2 separate regions of the Homo sapiens genome follow, and region 1 is linked to region 2. Evidence: chromatin loops called from intact Hi-C (ENCODE). Cell type or tissue: psoas muscle. All regions are shown on one strand. Links, peaks and the distances in the headings refer to the core of each region. The heading gives the core; the rest is flanking DNA.

Region 1 (10,606 bases), core at 1,816-9,815, 71 kb after region 2:
GAGCACCAAGTCCTGAAACTGCGCAAAGCAGCAAGGCCCTGGGCCTGGCCCACAAAGTCATTTCTTCCTTCCAGTCCTTCAGGCCTGTGATGGGAGGGGCTACCATGAAGACCTCAGACATGTCCTGGAGACATTTTCACCATTGTCTTGGTGATTAACATTTGGCTCCTCATAAGTTATGCAGATTTCTGCAGCAGGCTTGAATTGAACCTCAGAAAATTTATGCTCTGTTTATCTTTTAAATATAAGTTCCAATTCCAAACCATATCTTTGTGAATGTATAAAGCTGGGTGCTTTTAGGAGCACCCAAGTCACCTCTTGAATGCTTTGCTGCTTGGAAATTTCCTCCACCAGACATGCTAAATCATTTCTCTCAAGTTCAAAGCTCCACAGATCTCTAGGGCAGGGGCCAAATGCCACACAGTGTCCCACACAGTGTCCCACTATTCCTGACCCACTATGTTGGTCAGGAATAGTGGCCTAAAGTTTTCTTTTGTCATTGTGTCCCTGCCAGGATTTGGTATCACAATGGTGCTAGCTTCATAGATCAAGTTAGGGAGAAGTCCCTACTCCTGGATTTCTTAGAATAATTTCAGTAGGATTGGCACTAGCTCTTCTTTGTACATCTGGTAGAATTCAGCTGTGAATCCATCTGGCCCAGGATTTTATTTGGGTTGTAGGCCTTTTATTACTGGAACTCATTATTAGTCTGTTTGGGATTTTAATTTCTTCCTAGTTCAATCTTCAGAGGCTTTGTATTTCCAGGATTTTACCCATTTCTTCTAGGTTTTCTAGTTTGTGCACAATAGGTGTTTGTAATAGTGTCTGATGATTTTTTGTATTTCTGTTGGGTCAGTTGTAATGCTGCTTTTGTCATTTCTGGTTGTAATTATTTGAATCTTCTTCTTTTTTTCTATATTAATCTAGCTAGCAGTCTATCAATCTTGTTTCATCTTTTGAATAATCAAAATCATCTTTTGGTTGCATTAATTATTGTATGGATTTTAGTGTCTCAATTTTGTTTATGTCAGGTTTGATTTTAGATATTTCTTTTCTTCTCTTAGCTTTGGGGTTGGTTTGTTTTTTTTCTAGTTCCTTGAGGAGCAACATAGGTTGTTAATTTATGACCTTTCTAATTTTTTGATGTAGGCCTTTAGTGCTAAAACTATTCTTAACACTGATTTAGCTGTGTCACAAAGATTTTACTAGGTTATATCTCTGTTTTCATTAGTTTCCCAGAACCCTTTAAATTTCTGTCTTAATTTCTTTTTTTCTTTTTTACTGAAAAGTCATTCAGGACCAGGTAGTTTAACTTCCATGTTACTGTATGGTTTTAATTGATCTTCTTGATATTGATTTCTATTTTTATTGCACTGTTGTCCATGATATGGTTGGATGTTTGTCCTCTTTAAATATCCTGTAAAAATGTGATCCTCAATGTTGGACCAGGAGCCTGGTGGGAAGTAATTGGATCATGGGGTCAGATCCCACATGGAGGTTTAGCACTATCCCCTTGGTGATAGGTGAGTTCTAGCTCAGTTAGTTCATGTGATATCTAGTTGTTTAAAAGAGTCTGGGAACTTCCCCTTCTCCCTCTCTTACTCCCTCACTTGCCATGTGATATGTTGGCTCTGATTTGCCTTCCATCATGATTGTAAATTTCCTGAGGCACTCACCAGAAGCAGATGCCAGCACTATGCTTCCTGTACAGCCTACAGTACCATGAGCCAATTAAACTTTTAAAAAAATAAATTACTTAGTCTCAATTATTTCTTTACAGTGACACAAAATAGATGAATAAAGAAAATTGGTACTGAGGAGGGGGGCATTGCTATAAAGATACTCGAAGATGTGGAAGTGGCTTTGATACTGAGTAATAAGAAGATGTTGGAAGAGTTTGGAGGGCTTAAAGGAAGACAGGAAGATTAGGGAAATTTGGAACTTCTTAGAGACTGGTTAAAACATTGTGACCAAAATGTTGATAGTAATAAGTTCAGTGAAGTCCAGGCTGATGAGGTCTCAGATGGAAATAAGAAATTTATTGGAAGCTAGAGAAAAGATCACCTGTGTTATGCCTTTGCAAAGAGTTTGGCTGCATTGTGTCCATATCCTAGAGATGTGTGGAAGTTTGAAATTAAGAGTAATTATTTAGAATGACTTGTGGAAGGAATTTCCAAAGTATTCAAAACGTGATCTGGCTATTTCTAACAGTCTATGCTCAGATGCAGGAGCAAATGAATGACTTAAAGTTAAAACTTATATTTAAAGGGAAGCAGAGAGTAAAAGTTTGGAAAATTTGCAACCTAGCCACATGCCACAATAACGAAAAGCAAGAGAGAAATTCAAATGGGCTGTGGAGCAACCACTTGCTAAGGAGATTAGCATGACTAAAAGGGAGTGAAGTGCTAAAATCCAAGACAACGGGGGAAAAGTACTCAAAGGCATTTTAGAGACTTCATGGCAGCCCCTTCCATTTCTTGCCCAGAGGCCTAAGAGGAAGAGGAAAAAATGATTTGTTGTCCAGGCCAAGTGCCCAGCTGCCTGGCATAGCCTCAGGACACTGCTCCCTGTATTCCAGCCACTCTGGCTTCAGCCTCAGCTCAAATAGTCCCAGGTCCAACTTGGGCCACAACTCAGGAGGGTGCAACCCATAAGCCTTGGTGGTTTCCATGTAGTGTTAAGTCTGTAGATGCTCAGAATGTGAGTGTGAAGAAGCCTTAGCAGCTTCCATCTGCATTTCAGAGGAGGTACGGAAAAGCCGAGGCAGAAGCCTGCCACAGGGGTGGGGTCCTAACAGAGAAGCTCTACCAGGGCAAAGGCTCAGGGTAATGTGGGATTGGAGCCCCCACACAGATTCCCTGTCAGGACACTGCCTAGTGGAGCTGTGGGAAGGAGGTCACCATCCTCCAGAATCTAGAAGGGTAGATTCACTGGCAGCTTGTATTCTCTCCCTAGAAAAGCCATAAGCATTTAACTCCAACCCATGAGAGTAGCCTGTACCACACTGCAAAGCCACAAGGCTTTTAGAGCCTACTCCTCATACTGGGATGTGGAAAATTGTATCAAGACATATTATTTTGGAGATCTAAGATTTAATGAAGACCCTGTTGGATTTCAAACTTGTGTGGGGCCTATTGCCCCTTCCTTTAGGTCAATTTCTCCTTTTTGGAATGGGAATGTTTCCTCAATGCCTGCACCACCATTTCAGCTTGAAAGTAAATAACTTGTTTGGGTTACACAGGCTCATGCGTGGAAGAAAGAAACTCATTTCCAGATGATTCTTGAGACTTCGGACTTTTGAGTTAATGCTGAGGAGATATTAACTTTGAGGAACTATTGCAAAGACATAATTTTATTTTGAAATTTGAGAAGGACATGAGGTTTGGGGTGCCAGAGGTGGAATGATATGGTTTGGATGTTTGTACCCTCCAAATGTCATGTTAAAATGTGATTCCCAATGTAGGAGGAGGGACCTTGTGGGAGGTAATTGGATCATAGTATTGGATTCCACACGGATAGTTTAGCACCAGCCTTTTGGTGATAAGTGAGTTTTCTCTCAGTTAACATGAAATCTGGTTGTTTCAAAGTGACCTCCCCCTTTTCCTTCTCTTGCTCCCTCTTTCACCATTTGATACACTGGCTCCCCTTTGCTTTCTGCCATGACTGCAATCTTCCTGGAACCCTCACCAGAAGCAGTCGCTGCCACTATGCTTCCAGTAAGTCTGCAGAATCATAAGACAATTAAACTTTTATTTAAATAAAATACCCAGTCTCAGATATACTTTATAGTGATGAAAATGGACTAATACAGTCTGAGACTGTGGTTGGTACAATTTTGTTTTTCTTTTTAATTTGTTGGTACATTCTTCCTGGCAGAGCATGTGGTTGATCTTGGAGTATGTGCTTCTTCCAGATGAGAAAAGTATTTATTCTGTTATTGTTGGTTGAATATTCCTTAGGTGTCTCTTAGGTTCAATTGGTCAAGTGTAAAGTTTAAGTCCAGAATATCCTTGCTAGTTTTCTGCCTTGACTATTTGTGTAAAACTGTCAGTGGGGTGTTGAAGTCCCCAGTATTATCTTGTGGTTGTCTAAATCTCTTCATAGATTTCTAAGAATTTGCTTCACAAATCTTGGTGCTCCAGTGTTGAGTGGGCATTTATTTAGGATAGTGAAGTTTTCTTGTTGGATGAAGATCTTTATCATTACAGAATGCCCTTCTTTGCCTTTTTAAATCATTGTTGGTTTAAAGCCTGTTTTATCTGATATAAGAATAGCAACACCTGCTCTTTTTTGCTTTCCATTTGCCTGATAGACCTTCCTCTATGCCTTTATTTTGAGCCTATGAGTATCATTACTTGTGACATGTGTCTCTTGAAGACAGCAGACAGTTGGGTCTTGTTTCTTTATGCAATTTGCCACTCTATCTATGCCTTTTAATGAGACATTTTTAGCCCAATTATATTCAGGGTCAATAATGATTTGTGAGGCTTTAATCAGGTCAACATGCTGTTAGCTGGTTGTTTTGTAAACTTGATTGGTATAGTTGCTTTATAGTGTCAGTGAGGTATGTGCTTAAGTGCATTTTTGTAGTGGCAGGTATTCTTTCATTTCCATGTTTAGCACTTCCTTTCAGACCTCTTGTAAGTAAGGTCTAGTGGTAATGAATTTCCTTAACATTTACTTGTCTGAAAAGGATTTCATTTCTGCTTTGCTTATGAAGCTTAGTTTGGTGGTATATGAAATTCTTGGTTGGAATATCTTTTTTAAAAAAGACATTAAAAATAGGCGTCCAATTTCTTCCTTGTCAGGTTTTCACTGAAAGGTCTTCTTTTAACCTAATTGGGTTCTATTTTTAAGTGACCTGTCCCTTCCCTGTAGCTGCCTTTAAGATTTTTCCTTTCACATTAACCTTGGAAAATCTGATGGCTATGTGTCTTGGAGATTGTGTGGTCCTCTAAATCTCTTTGAAGATCTCTAAAAACTGAGTGCTCTAATGTTGGGTGCATATATATTTTGGATAGTTAAGTCTTCTTGTTGGTTTGAGTCCATTATGATTACATAATATTATCTTTTATAATATCTCACAGGGGTTTTTTGATTTTCTTAGATTTGCATGTCAACCTGTCTAGTGAGATTGGGAAAATGTGAACTATATCGTTAAATGTTTTCCAAGTTGCTTGCTCTCTTGCCTTCTCTTTCAGGAATGCCATTGAGTCATAGATTTGGTCTCCCTACATAATTTCATATTTCTCAGAGGTTTTATTTCTTTTTCAAATTTTTTCTTCATTCTTTTTATCAAATTTCTTTTCTTTTTTGTTTTTGAGATGGATTCTTGTCCTGTTGCCCAGGCTGGAGTGCAATGTCATGATCCCCACTCACTGAAACCTCTGCCTCCCGGGTTCAAGCAGTTCCCCTGCCTCAGCCTCCTGAGTAGCTGTGATTACAGGTGCCCACCACCACGCCTGGCTAATTTTTGTATTTTTAGTAGAGATGAGGTTTCACCATGTTGGCCAGGCTGGTCTTGAACTTTTAACCTCAAGTGATCCACCCATCTTGGCCTCCCAAAGTGCCAGGATTACAGGTGTGAGCCACAGTGCCAGGCCTTCTTTTTATTAAATTTCAATAGTTTTGAGAAAACAGGTGGTTTTTGGTTACATGAATAATTTATTTAGTCATAATTTCTGAGATTTTGGTGCACCTATCATCTGAGCAGTGTACACTGTACCTAAGATGTAGTCTTTTATCCCTCACCTTCCAAACACACTCTCCCCTGAGTCCCAAAGTCCATTATATCATTCTTATGCCTTTGAATCCTCATAGCTTACCTCCCACTTATAAATAAGAACATACGAAATTTGTTTTTCAATTTCCTGTTAACTTCACTTAGAATAATGGTCTCCAACTCCATCCAGGTTGTTTTGAGTGCCATTATTTTGTTTCTTTTTATGGCTGAGTTGTATTCCATGGTATATATATAACACATTTTCTCTATCCACTTGTTGGTTGATGGACATTTAGGCTGGTTCCATTTATTTGCAATTGCAAATTGTGCTGCAATAAACATGTGTGTGCAAGTGTCTTTTTCATATAATAACTTTTTTTCCTCTGGGTAGGTATCCAGTAGTGGGACTGCTGGATCAAATGGTAGTTCTACTCTTAGTTCTTTAAGGAATCTTCATACTGTTTTCTATGAAGTTGTACTAGTTTACATTCCCACCAGCAGTGTAAAAGTGTTCCTTTTCACCACATCCATGCCACCATTTAATATTGTTTGATTTTTTTTCTTTTTGAGACAGAGTCTCACTCTGTTACCCAGGCTGGAGTGCACTATCATGATCTCATCACTGCAACCTCCACCTTTTGGGCTCAAGTCATCCCCCAATCTCAGCCTCCCAAGTTCCTGGGACCACAGCTGTATGGCATCACACCAGGTAATTTTTTGTAGAGATGGGGTATCGCCATGCTTCTCAGGCTTGTCTTGAACTCCTGAGCTCAAGTGATCCACCCACCTTAGTCTCCCAAAGTTCAGGGATTATAGGCATGAGCCACCATGCCTGGCCTTGATTTTTAAATTATGGCCATTTTTGCAGGAATAAGGTAATATCTCACTGTGGTTTTAATTTGCATTTTCTTGATTAGTGATGTTGAGCATTTTTTCATATGTTTGTTGACCATTTGTATATCTGCTTTGATAATTGTCTATTCATGAACTTTGTCCACATTTTGATGGAATTATTTTTTTTTCTTGCTGATTTGAGTTCCTTATTACTTCTCAATATTAGTCCTTTGTTGGATGCATAGTTTGAAAATATTTTCTTCTACTCTGTGGGTTGTCTATATTTACTCTGCTGATTATTTCTTTTGCTGTGCAGACACTTTCTAATTTAATTCAATCCCATCTATTTTTGTTTTTGTTGCATTTGCTTTTGGGTTCTTGGTCATGAAATCTTTACCTAAGCCAACGTCTAGAAAAGTTTTTCCAATGCTATGTTCTATAATTTTTATGGTTTCAGGTCTTAGATTTAAGTCTTTGGTCCATTTTGAGTTAATTTTTGCATAAGGTTGGAGATGAGGATTCAGTTTTATTCTTCTACGTGTGACTTGCCAATTATCTCAGCACCATTTGTTGAATAGGGTGTCCTTTTCCCAATTTATGTTTTTGTTTGCTTTGTTGAAGATCAGTTTGCTGTAGGCATTTGGCTTCATTTCTCGGTTCTCTATTCCATTGGTCTATGTGCCTATTTTTATACCAGTACCATGCTGTTTTGGTAACTATAGCCTTGTAGTATAGTTTGAAGTGGGGTAATGTGACACCTCCAGATTTGTTTTTGCTTAGTCTTGCCTTGGCTATGTGTGCTTTTTTTTGGTTCCATATGAATTTTAGAATTTTTTCTACTTCTGTGAAGAACGATGACAGTACTTTGATGGGAATTACGTTAAACCTGTAGATTGCTTTTGGCAGTAAGGTCATTTTAACAACATTGATTCTACCCATTCATGAACATGAGATGTGTTTCCATCTGTGTTGTACATTCATTGTTTCTTTCTTTCTTTCTTTCTTTCTTTCTTTCTTTCTCTTTCTTTCTTTCTTTCTTTCTTTCTTTCTTTCTTTCTTTCTTTCTTTCTTTCTTTCTTTCTTTTTTTTGAGATGGAATCTCACTCTGTCACCCAGGCTGGAGTGCAGTGGCTCACTGCAACCTCTGCCTCCTGGGTTCAAGTGATTCTCCTGCCTCAGTCTCCCAAGTAGCTGGGACTACAGACGTATGCCACCATGCCCGGCTAATTTTTGTATTTTTAATAGAGATGGGGTTTCACTTTCCTAGCCAGGATGGTCTCGATCTCTTGACCTCGTGATCTGCCTGCCTTGGCCTCCCAAAGTGCTGGGATTACAGGTGTGAACCACCATGCCCAGCTGTAAATTATTTCTTTCAGCAGTGTTTTGTAGTTTTTCTTGTAGAGATCTTTCACTTCCTTGGTTAGGTATATTCTTAGGTATTTATTTATTTATTTATTTTATTTTGCCATTGTTGTAAAAGGGATTGAGTTATTGATTTGTTTCTCAGCTTGATGTATTTTTTCTCAGCTTGGTGTCTCAGCTGTTTGTGTATAGCTGTTTCTACTAATTTGTGAACATTGATTTTGTATCCTGAAACTTTACTGAGTTAATTTATCAGATCTAGGAGCTTTTTGAATGAGTCTTTAGGGTTTCCTAAGTATATAATTATATAATTGGCAAACAGTGACAGTTTTACTTCTCTTTACTGATGTGGATGCCCCTTATTTCTTTCTCTTGTTGACTGCTCTGGCTAGGACTCAGTACTATGGTGAATAGAAATGGTAAAAATGGACATTCTTGTCTTGTTTCAGTTTTCAGGGAGAATGTTTTCAACTTTTCCCTGTTTAGTATAATGTTGGCTGTGGGTTTCTTTTTATTCATTTATTTTTTTGAGACAGAGTTTTGCTCTTGTTGCCCAGGCTGGAATGCAATAGTGTGATCTCAGCTCACCGCAATCTCCGCCTCCCGGGTTCAAGCTATTCTCCCTCCTCAGCCTCCCGAGTAGCTGAGATTACAGACATGCATCACCACGCCCAGCTAATTTTGTGTTTTTAGTAGAAATGGGGTTTCTCCACGTTGGTCAGGCCAGTTTTGAACTTCTGACCTCAGATGATCTGCCCACCTCGGCCTCCCAAAGTGCTGGGATTACAGGTGTGAGCCACTGCACCCAGCTTGCTGTGGGTTTCTAATAGATGGCTTTTATTATCCTAAGGTAAGTCCCTTGTATGCCAATTTTGCTGAAGGTTTTAATCATAAAGGGATACTGGATTTTGCCAAATGCTTTCTCTACATCTATTGAGATGACTGTAAATTTTTTAAAAAAATTCTGCTTATATGATGTATCAAATTTATTGACTTGCATATGTCATACCATCCCTGCATTCCTGGTACAAAATTCACTTGATCATGGTGGATTATCTTTTTGATATGCTCTTGGATTCTGTTAGCTAGTATTTTGTCCAGGATTTCCGCATCCATGTTCATCAGAGATATTGGTCTGTAGATTTATTTTTATTATGTCCTTTCCAGTTTTTGGTATTGGGGTGACTTATACCACCCTAGTGGCTGGTGACATAGAATGATTTTGGGAGGGTTCACTCTTTATTTTTGAATAGTTTCAGTAAAATTGGTACCAACTCTACTTAGCATGTCTGATAGAATTCAGCTGTGAATCTATCTTGTCCTGGACTTTATTTTGTTGGCAATTTTTAAAATTACTGTTTCAGTCTTGCTACTTGTTATTGATATGTTCAGAGTTTCTATTTCTTCCTGGTTTAATTTAAGAGAATTGTATATTTCCAGAAATTTAGCCATCTCTTCTAGATGTTTTAGTTTGTGTGCATATAGATGTTCATAGTAGCCTGGAATAATCTTTTGTATGTCTGTAATATCAATTGCAACAGCTCTCATTTCATTTCTAATTGAGTTCTCTCTTCTTTTCTTGGTTAATTTCACTAATGGTCTATCAATTTTGTTGATCTTTTCAAGAACCAGCTTTTTGTTTCATTTATCTTTTGTGTTTTTTGTTTCAATTTCATTTAATTCTACTCTAATCTTTGTTATGTTTTGTCTTCTGCTATGTTTCAGTTTGTTTTGTTCTTGTTTCTCTAGTTCCTTGAGGTGTGACCTTAGATTGTCTCTTTGCACTCTTTCAGACTTTTTGATGTAGGCATTTAATGCTGTGAACTTTCCTCTTAGCACCACCTTCGCTGTATCCCAGAGGTTTTGATAAGTTTTGTCATTATTATTATTCAGCACAAATAATTTTTAAATTTCTATCTTGATTTTATTGTTAACTCAATGATCATTTAAGAATAGATCATTTAATTTTCATGTATTTTTATAGTTTTAAGGGCTCCTTTGGAATTAATTTCCAGTTTTATTCCACTGTGGTCTGAGAGGGTACTTGAAATTTCAATTTTCTTGAATTTAATGATTTTAGGCATTGTTCTTGGTCTTAAGTTTAATAGCAAACACAAAGCATGTATATTATCACTATACTAATTTTCAAAGGTTTTTCTTTAACATTTAGAACCATAACAACAAATACACACATTTAGTGTTTATAAAAACTTAACTATGTCTTTATTAATAACTTTATTATAAAATTTAATAATCCATGTTTTTCAAAATAAGTTTGTAGCAAATCCAGCTTCCCAAAAACACTAACAGTTAAGTGTGTTAATGTACTAAATAAATCATTCCCTTGTACCCATAAAAAATTTAGTGTTATTGCCCTTCACCGTAAAAAAAAAGACTTTCATTTTTAAAATGAAATTAAAAAATATTACACACTTAGCCCTTTTGTAGTGTATACACTAACATTAGTTTATACACTACTTTTGCCACTAAAAAGTGCAAGTTAAAATGTCCCTCAGTCATATGGCTCTAAAATATATCTTTCATTCATAAGTTCTGCTCAAATAATTAAATAGTTTGCCATCTAGGTTATTTTTATTTATACTATAAAACAAAAGCAAACAGTTCCAGTTTAATTTTTATACTTAAAATATTGCACATTTTCTGTGTATAAGTCATTCAAATTAGTAT
Region 2 (10,606 bases), core at 1,532-9,531:
CAGTTTGATACGTGGTCTATCCTCAGATTTTGACTTCCTTAGAAAAATAACCTCTTTCTTTCACATGGACAGAAGGGGACGAAAAATGATAGTCACTGCTAATTTTTTTAAAAAAATGTACTAAGTGCTGGGATCTGTTTCAAGCACTTAGCATACATTATTTCATTTACTCCAAGTAACAGCTGTATAAGGAATGAGCTACTATCATCTCTATTTACAGATGAGGAAATGGAGATTTAGCATGGTGAAGTAACTTATCTAAGGGTCACATCTCTAAATTAGGTATTTGAACCAACATTAAAAACCAGAGCAGTCTGATTCCAGAGCCTACAGTCTCAACCCCAAAAAGAGGAAAGTGTTAGATTATAACTCAAGGCGAAACATTTCTGTTAGGGTGGAAAAATAAAAAAAGTAAATTGCAGCAAGATGTGTCTTTTCAAAATTAAAATATAGTTTAAGCAGTTAAAGATTTTTTGCTGCGAGGCATTACAGACCACTGATAAATGTGTGCTGTCTCAGGCGGAGATTGGAAACAATGCAGCGGTAGCTTTTAGCCATCAGCCTGCGGTTTGCTGCAGCTGTGATTTTCCATGGATGCAGTTTTGGGCTATCTTGTCACTGGCTTTTTGGTGCCAGAGGCTTCAGAATGCTGAAGTTTTTCTCCTTTTTTATTTTTATTTTCTGCAGACTTGACTATGCCTGTATCACCTAAAATTATTACCAGTCATGAGCCCTTTGTCATACTAATGTCTTGCTCCCAGTGCTATTTTTTCTTATTTTAATTTCCTTGTTGTTCCCCAATGTGATTTTTACTCTGAGGCGGGGAAAAAAAACAGTCTGTCTTTTGATGACTTTGTTAGTTTTTCATTGGAAGAAACCTGCAAAAATGCTTTTCAAAACATTTTAAATGGCAGCAAACAGTCTGGGAGGTGTTTAAATGTAATGGAAAAATAAAGGATTCATGAGGAAAGGATTTTCAGAGAACGTGGACAGAAAAAAAGTAAAAGCTGTTTAAAACACAACTTTATCTACCAAAATGACCCATCTAGTGTCTTTACATGTGGCTTTTCTTTCACAGGTGCTCAGGCTCCAAAATTTTGAGTTCAGAACAACAGGCAAATGCAGAATATTTGAGGCAGCAGAGCAGAGCACTGGCTTTAGCAGGCAGTCAATTATTGACATTTACTAGCTGGGAACCTTGGGCAAGGTTCTGTGATTTACCTCTGCCGGTCTCAGTTTTCTCTTTTGTGAATTGACAATAATGATAATAATTAACTCATAGTTGTTATGAAGACTAAATTTTATATATATATATATATATATATATCTGGCTATTTGCCAAGTGCTTGGTACATATTAAAAGCTGAATACTGGTGGATATTTCCATTATTTTATAAGTATCTTTTCTTCTCCTGCATTGATGTTAAAATGACATCAGTAAAAGTGTGTTGGTATTGATTCTGGAAAACTTCTGGCTTCATCTAGTTCAATCTTCACCAGAGCAAAGAATCCTGCTTTTCTCCCAGAGAAATCCACAATGTACTCATTAGTGCCATCCGTGGGCACCTTACTTTCTCTCCTGATTGTTGGAAAACTGGCTCAGACTCTTAGAAAGTTCCTATTCTCAGTACTGGTTTCTAGTAATTTCTACTCATTGGCCTCAGTTCTGTTCCCTGGGGCCACCTAGGAGGGATTTGGTCTCTTTTCCACATGCCCCAAATAAGTGAAAGTATCTGAACAAGTTACTTAACTACTCTGGGCCTGGGTTTACTCATATGTAAAGTGCAGACTAGTGTTTCGCCCTCATGGTGGTATCCTGAGGATTAAAAATATATAGACGTCTGAAGATAGCCTAGCTATAGCAGGTGCTCAATAAGGTGCTCAATAGCAGTCGCTGTAATGTGCTGGCCTTAGTTTAAGAGCCTCTGCAGATTCTGTGAGTGTTTGTCTATGTGGCTGATGACTCTCAATGAAGATTGCCCAATGTCAAATGTTTTCCTGCAGGCCACAGAAGGGATGTTTGGATTTCGATTAATCCACATGGCAGCTCTCCATGGTGGGGGCTGTGTCTTTTTGGTACTCTATTACTTGGCCAAACAGCCCCACTGTGAGGAAGTTTCTTGCTGCCTTGTGTCGCTGGCTTTCATGACCTGGCGGTGGCTTGCCTCACTTTGTACTTCCCATGCCAGTGCTTCCCTGTTGCCCCTGAGGCTCAACAGACCTTGAGAGGTGCCCACATTGGTGCCTTGGTTTACTCAGCCAGGCCAGCAAGACTGCCAGTTGCAGGCTGCAGATGAGGCTCACGGGCACCTATGGGCTCACCCCTCATGCCGTGACTTGTGCCGTGGATGTCACTGCTGCTGCCTCAGGTTCTGGCTTCCCCAGGTGGAAAGGTGCAATTCTGAGATGAGGTGGACTCAATATCCTGTGAACACTTTGAGTAACAGGAGCTCAGAGCTGGGCTTTCTTTTTGCTCCCTGACAGCTCTAGAGTGCAGTAGTTTCAGGCAGTTCTCTCAAGATGCCCTGTGGGACTGAGCATTCAGCAGTGCTTGCTATGAGCATGCTATTGAGCCTTTCCATGACTCATTCCTCCCTTTATTTTACTTCTGTTTTCAGGGATTTCAGTCTCAATAATTTGGGGGGCGTTAGCATATAGCCTTTGTCTCAATCTCTGTGTTCTTGGGAATTCTGGTAAAGATGGGTAACTAGTATTACTATTGCCACTGCTCTTCCTCTTACTCAGATTTCATTTCTTTGGGTTCACCAACCATTGCTTTCATGGCTGATTATCAGCTCTTCACTCCCCTACTCACAAAACAAAGCTTATTTCTCTATTTTGTGAGTCAACATCTTTGGCCCAGTACTTCCCTTCTTTTATTGCCACTGCCAGAGTTTCTCCCTTAATTCTTACTATTTGCTTTCAGATCTCATCTGGTAATTTGATCTAAGGTAATATGACAACAAGTGCAAGTGACTTGACACATCACCTATTGGAGATACTATATTTGAATATTCATAGAAGTTTTCTGAAAAAAGAGCCCCAACTTAACTAGAAACCATGGGTTGGCAAACTTTTCTTGCAAAAGGCTAGGGATTAGGGGATTAAGTATTTTAGGCATTGCCAGCCATGGCCATAAGATCTCTGTTGCAGCTATTGAACTTTACAGGTGTATTGTGAAAGAAGTCATAGCAAATATGTAAATGAATGTGCACAGTGAGTTTCAGTAAACTTCATTTGCAAAAACAAGTGTTTGACCAGATTTGGCCCATAGGTTTTGACTACAGACACTTGCTCTAAACAACGGAATTACAAAAAAAAAAGTGAAGTAGAATTTTGGGAAAATGTGGGTTATTCAATATCTTTCAAATTCAGTTTCCTTAGTTTCAATTCATTTTTAATTCAATAAATGATATTGAGAAGAAAAGGTAACAAACACTTATAGAATTCCCCAATGAACCATATTCTAGGCTAGGGATTTCCATATGACACATCATTTGCTGCTCCTAGCAACCCTATAAAGTCACTGTTGTTATTCTACTTTTTGATGAGATGAATAAGCAGGTCCAGAGATAAGTGAATTGTCTCCTTGTAAAAGGCAGTGTCAAGATTCAAAAATAAGCTTACTTTAACTTGAAGATCTATATTAAAGTATTCTAATTAAGTACATACTGTATGTAAAGTTTTGTACCACTGGCTGCATAGAATACAGAGATGAATGAGATAGTTTCATTTTAGTTAGAAGCAAAATAAAATATCAGCAAAATAAAATAAGACAGGCTCTGATATCCCAACAGAACTACAAAGTACTAAGGGAGTTTAAAGGAGCTGCCTATCAGGCATGTGGGAAGCAGGAAAATCCCATAGAAAGGGTGACAATTAAGGTGGTATTTGAAGAACTAATATGATTTTGAAAGCTAGAGATAAGGAAAAAGGTTGTTTTAAGCGAAGAAAGAAAGAAAAAAAGGAACAGGAAGAAATAGTGCCTACTGAGGAAGTGTGGGTCATCAAAGAGAAGGCTTGCCTTCATAATTGGCCAAAGGCTTTGCTCAGCCCTATCCCTAAAGGCACCCTCTGAGTCTAGCTCTGTCCTGGGACTGACCATTAGTTAAGTGAAGTCATCCTTGTCTAATCTTCTCCTAGAAGGGTGTTTCATTGTGCATGATGGATGCAAAAACAGAATTCTCATCAGTAAAAACAAAAGCACACAGAATGGGAACTAATGAGTCAGAAGTTGAGTAGATATTGGATGAAGGGAAGGCAGAAAATTGTCACAGGTAGTACCAAAGCGGGAGGGCCTAAGATAATGTTCTAATTTAAAAAATGGAAGTTGAAGGCTCATTTTTAGTAGATTCTGGTTTTACTGGATTCTGCAACATAATGACCAACACTTTGCACACATGCAGAACAGCCTAAAGCTATAAAAACTATGACATGACTAAATTCATTGGTCAGCTGTCTTTTGCAATATTTATGACAATTGCAATTTAAATTCTTACTTGAGCAATCATATTTTCCCTGGACTATGAGGACAAATAAGGGCAGGAAATTTGTCTGTCCCGTTCCATGCTGTCCTTGAATTTGGCACATTGCCTTATACATTGTATGTGCTCAATAAATATTTGTCCATTGATTACTTGAATACATGGTTGGATTCAACCAGGTTACTCTACAAGTAGAGAGCTAGAGTCTGAATTTTGTAGTAACTTGTACAACCTTTCTCAGCAGAAGCAGCCTCTTTCATGGAAGTATTCCTGTAATTCACTGGAGCTTCCCACATGCTCCTCCCCGTCTTTGAAGGCTCATAGCCAGAAGGAAGTGCTCAACCACCTAGTGTAACCAAGTCTTGCATCATTCACATAGAGAGGGAGATTTTCCAAGTTCTTATTGCGGTGGAAAGATGAGGTCAAACTGTAAGGGGTCAGCAGTGCTCTTAACACTGCCTTTGTGTTGTTTTCATATAAATATTTTTACTAGGACATTTTTTGGCAAACAAGTCTAGCTCCCAGGACTGTGGAGAGCAGGGAAGCTTTGCTCACCACATGCCCATGGTATGCACTTGAGTCAACTTAGGGCCAGTGCAATTTGAAATCATGTCCTTTTTCACTTTTGTCTTGATGCCTTCTCACTGACTCAGTGTCTATCCTTTATCCTTTCTCCAAATGAGAAACATCTGGGCTAAAGTGAAGTCCATGTCCCAATTCCCCACCTCCTTCTCCTACCAAGAAAGCAGCAGCTGTTTCTGACACACTAATCCTATTACAGATGTTTTGATAATTACCAAAAAGCTCAATTTGGCAGCTTATTGGTGGAGCAGCTAAACCAGATTCACACATTTAAACATCTTCTGCCATTCACCTAAGGTAGTTCTCTTCAAAGATCTATTATATAATTTGGTTGGAGAAACTCTGAGAGGGTGCTTCTTTACTGAAATAGGTAAGTTTCTTAAAGCAAATGTAAACAATAACCTTTGATGCTTCCGCAGAGAGTGTGGTTGGTTCATCTCTCTGTTTCTCCCACTTTGCAAAGCCTAATCCATAATGTTGCCAATGACTATTGGAGGAGCAAATGGATAAATCCAACGCCATACATTGCACTTTTCCTTTTGCCATGTTTCTTTGTTCAAAATGCATTTGACCCATGTCTTTGTGCCAAAGAGCAAACCAACATAGTATTTGATAATAAGATCTTGTGATAATAAAAATGCCTTACATATTAAAGAGCTTTGCGTATTGTTGTTTTTGTCCCCAAGTACTTTCTTATCCACAACCTTATTTCATTTGTAATATCCTATAAGATAAACATAATGCATTATTTTCATTTATTGGTTATTTTCTCTCCCTTAGCTCTTGTATCCAACATAAATCAAGGCCATTGATTATAACTCTGCAATGGTCTTTGAGTCAGTTCTCTACACATTCCTACAGCATTACTAGCTTTACGGAGGCTGCCATTTTCTCTCATATAGTCCCCAGCAATTTTTTCCTAGCTGGTCTCCTAAGCTTCTGATTCTTCTGTTCACAATATTATCATTATCTTTCCAAAGCAAGGAATTGATCCTGCCCCTCTCTTTTTTCTGCTATGCTAATGACTCATCACTGCTTTCCTAGGTCAAGTCTGAATCATTTAGTGTCATGCACAAGATCTTTTGTACCTTTCTTTAGTTTCCAGATGACTCGTGGTTGTTAAGCTATGTCATGCCTCTTCATATTTCTGTGCCTTTTCTCATGTGGTACTATTTATCTGGAATGCCCTGGCCCACTCTGTATTCTTATGAAACTCCTATTTATACTTTAAGACTCAACAAAACATTCACCCTATTTGTGAATGTTGTCATGACTCAGGAAGAGTTCAGTGCTCCTTCCCTCTCTTTATGTGACACTTTACACCTTTACACAAACCTTTTTTTGGCACTCATCAAACTGTAAGAAAAGTATTTGAACAACCAGTTCCCCTACTAAACCACGAGCTTACCCTTATATCCCCCCTGACAATGGCCCAATGCATGTCACATACCAGGTACCCAATGAACTCTTATTTAATAAATAGATTTTACAAATAAGAAAGGACACTGTGAAGGAGTATCAGGGACAAGACTTTGGAAATATGTTCTAATCCTAGCTTTTCTACTAATTCATGGAAACCTCTCTGGACCCATTTTCTCACCTACAGAATGAGTGCATTGATTGGGCTATCCTTGTGGTCTCTTCTAGGACTTACTACTGTAAGAAATTCTAATAGGTTGCTCATCTTTTTAGTTACCAAAGCCAGGACCAAATTCAAGATCATCTGACTTAGGGTCTAGGATTAATTTTTCTGAAGCAAAGGTTGAAATTAAAAAGGAAGATATGTAGGAAGGCAGAAGGACCTATTGATCCCAGTGTTGGTAATATGTTGCACCAGCTGTGTGACCTCGGGGAAGGTATTGTCTCTCTGGTCCTAGTTTTTCCATTTGTATAATGAGGGCATTAAACGAAATTGCAAATATGTGGCACTATTTTCCCAACTTATTCCTTCTATGCCAAAGGCAGTCATAGCTAATCAATTACTAAACATTCCACTGAATCCATCTGCAGGGTCAGACTTCATCTCAACACGATGCTACAAGAAGCCACTTCTGTTCTTTGGAGTACTTTCAATGCCAAGAATGTACATGAGATTAAAACAAAAGAAAGCTACTGCTCTTTTTGGCACTAGATATTTTCTGAAATCTCTCTCAGTTCTGTTATATTCTAATAGATCCATGGTGGACTTTTTCTATATTTGGACTTAGTTTCTAGTCTCTGAGGGTGACCATGAGGAGGAGACCATGCACAGATCCCTGCAATGGGTGGGTTCTTTCATGATGAGCCCAGGCATAATCACCATCCTGTGAGTGACCAGTGTCTTTTATTTTTTTCAGGTCTAATGCCAATGACTCAGTCACATAAGCCAACAAGGGTATCCACATTAAATGCATCTGAGCAGAGTGAAAATCAGTCATAATTGGGGACAGATGTGGATGCAAAGTTCTCATGTGTCTTTTTTCTTCTCAGTGGACTACTGCAAAGGAAGTGTTAACTGATTTTGGCACTCTCATCTGCTTTCCAGAAGGCCTGTTTAGAAAAGCGTATGAGCACTTGGGGAATCCTTGATGCTTCTAGAAAATAGGTTACATGAGGACATTCTCTGAGTCCTAATTAAATTGATTTTCCCTTTTAGTTCCTGGAATGTAATAAGGTAAAAATAAATATTTGTGGAATGAATGAATTGTTAGGCTTCTCTCTAGCTAGCAATTCTATTGCCAAGTGCCATGTTCTCTCTAGAACGATCCCTGCTTACCTTAGCATATTATAGAATCTTCCCTCTATGAGCTGCCTTATTCCTCTGACTTTGGAAATAGCTGACTTGGAGGATAATTAGATGCTTTTACTTTGTGTCTCAGACTAGCCTCTAAGTCTCTCAGGCAGGGAAGCACCTTACTTCTCTTCATTATATTATATATGTTATAATATTTATGTTACATAGCTCTCATAAATTTATATAATAAATTATATATTATATATGTTATTATAGGTTATACTTTATACTCAACATTTAGTAACTAGATAGCTGTCAACTCTCATCCATACTCATGGAAAGATAATCTTTTAAAATGAGAGTACCAAGGAAAGAGAGGAAGGTTTATTCAAATATGGCAGAATATAAGCTTAAGCCACATAAGCAGAATCATAACCTCAAGGATATGGGGTGGGGCAGTCCCCTGGATTGATAGCATGTTATATTTAGTTCTAGCTGATATTAGCTCTGGAGAAATAGGAATAACCTGGAGTACATTCAGAGAAGAGGGACAAGGTTGGTATCTTGGTCAGCTTAGGCTACAATAACAAATACTTCAGACTGGATGGCTTAAACCAAAAGACTTATTTCTCAAAGTTTAGGAAGCTGAAAGTCTGAGATCAGGGTGCCAACATGGTTAGAGTTTCGGTGAGGGCTCCCATTCTCACATGGCCTTTCCATGGTGCATGCACACAGAGAGCAAGTTCTGATCTCTTCATCTTCTAAGGGCACTAATCTCATCACAGGGGCTACGCCTTCCTGAGTCCACCTAAACTTAATTATCTCCTAAGGCCCCATCTCTAAATGCTATCACATTGAAGATTAGGGCTTCAACAAAGGGATTTGGAGGAGACACAGACATTTAGTCTATAGCAGTGAGTGACTTGGAAAGCATGTTATGCAAGGACTGGTTCAGCGCTCTGGAGGCATTTACTCAGGGAAGAAAGGGTTTAGTGCTGGCATGATAGCTGTCTAAATTTATCTGAAAGCCTGCCTTGTAGCCACAGGATTAAGCTTATTGTGTGTACTTTCATAGGGCAGAACTAAGATTGGTGGATAGAAAATATTGGAGCGTGAAGGTAAGGGCCCTCCTGAATATGCTTCATGGCTCCCACTCACCTCTTTTGGGTGGATGTCTAAAATTACAAAATTCTCGAACTGCAGGATGCTTAGCAGATTGAAGGATGAGTATTTATTACACATGACTCAACATTATTTTTTGGATAAAATACACAGGGACTTATTGCCACATGGGGACATTTGGTGCCTATTTTCTGCTTGGAAATATTCAGCCATAAAATGAATTTGAGAAAAGAAGCACTTCCCACAGCAAATAAGCATCAGTAATTACCTAAAATCTAAACTTCGGGAATTGGGGCCTCAAATCCAGCAGATTTTTGGTACCATCTTATGAAGCATCTGAATTCATCTGGCTGATTTCTATCACCATTACTTATTCCTAATAGAGACAATGAAAGTGGGCTCTGAAGTTCATGGAATGAGTCTGAGCCTGCCTGGTTTTCTAGGAGAGATTTCTCCCTGATTTCTTCAGGTCAGTTCAGGAAGGAGATGTCTTCTTTCACCAAACCACTTGGGAGGCTGAGTTCTTACAGTTGGCATTAATCTTAGGGTTTTCAGGCACAGAACAGAGAAGTTGCTAAAATAGGCAATAAAACTGGGTGTGCTTCTCTACCCCAACATCTGTGTTTCCTTCACTGAACCATGCTTTGTACCATGCAGCCTAATTAAAAGACTTTTACACACAGCAACATACTCGGTTTTATATATCTTCTCAAGGAAAAAGGCAAAACTAGGCAATAAAGAAAAATGATCCGTGTCAACAAAAGCATATGAGCTATTTTGCAACTATTCTATTTAGACTTCCTTGTTGGTAAAACAATGCGTTCTCAAATTTTCTTCACTAACTTCCCTTCCAAGACTACGTTAATGACATAGAATAATGACTATCTGGATATAATTTTTTTAAAAAAACTTTCCATGTGTCTACTTCATGTGACATCTTGTATTTCTCATCCACACTTTACCCCTAGAAAACTGGTCTTCGATGTGTCAGTGCAATTAACAGAAATGTTTCAGCTCAGAAATCCTTTTGAGAATAATTCTTTATAATCAAACATGAACAAGCAGCGCATTTTAAAAAATGTATTTCTCTTTGGAGAGTAGCCAGACCATGACCAAATTATCTGGAACTTGGAGCATGAGAGTGAAGCCGAAAATGTAAAAATGGAAATGGAAAATGGTGTCACACACCAAAAATGGAGACCAAAGGGTGTGTCTCTATGAATTCATCTGAGCCAGACCTTTGGATAGAAAAAGAGAATGAAAAGTTAAAATAATCCCTTTTTTTTCTCATTTGACTGGCATTGATTGGTTATACCAATGATTCTTAACCTTTTTGGGGTCCTGGGCTTCTTTGAGAATTTGATGAAAACCTCAGATGTCCACCTCAGAAAAAGACTAATTCTTAAATGAGCAGTTTGAGTTATGCAGAGATCAAACAAGAACCTCAGGCCAGGGGATTAACAGGTTAGACACACTGATGTGGTTTAGCTATGTCCCCACCCAAATCTCATCTTGTAATTTCCATGTGTTGTGAGAGGGACCTGGTGGGAGGTAATTGAATTATTGGGTGGGTCTTTTCCGTGATGTTCTTGTGATAGTGAATAAGTTTCATGAGATCTGATGGTTTTTAAAAAATAGGAGTTTCCTTACACAAGCTCTCTCTTTGCCTGCTGCCATCCACATAAGATGTAACTAGCTCCTCCTT

What was found. A loop is a pair of places that touch in the nucleus more often than their neighbours do. Peaks named below come from ENCODE experiments on the same cell type or tissue, not always from the same donor. Only the 100,000 strongest peaks of a DNase experiment are listed, where the experiment ranks them.
Region 1: it touches region 2 in a loop (8-fold over the local background); 2 of 110 quality-filtered maps call a loop at or near these places.

Annotation. Positions count from the first base shown.
Region 1 is chr11:26,871,188-26,881,793 of GRCh38, reverse strand. No RefSeq gene overlaps it. Among named protein-coding and RNA genes, the nearest start is that of FIBIN, 120 kb to the left of the region's middle. In psoas muscle, for the core only: no CTCF peak of the experiment used is centred there; no DNase peak of the experiment used is centred there.
Region 2 is chr11:26,941,978-26,952,583 of GRCh38, reverse strand. No RefSeq gene overlaps it. Among named protein-coding and RNA genes, the nearest start is that of FIBIN, 47 kb to the left of the region's middle. RefSeq lists an enhancer at 2,285-2,785. In psoas muscle, for the core only: no CTCF peak of the experiment used is centred there; a DNase peak (open chromatin) is centred at 5,033; H3K27ac peaks cover 790 bases.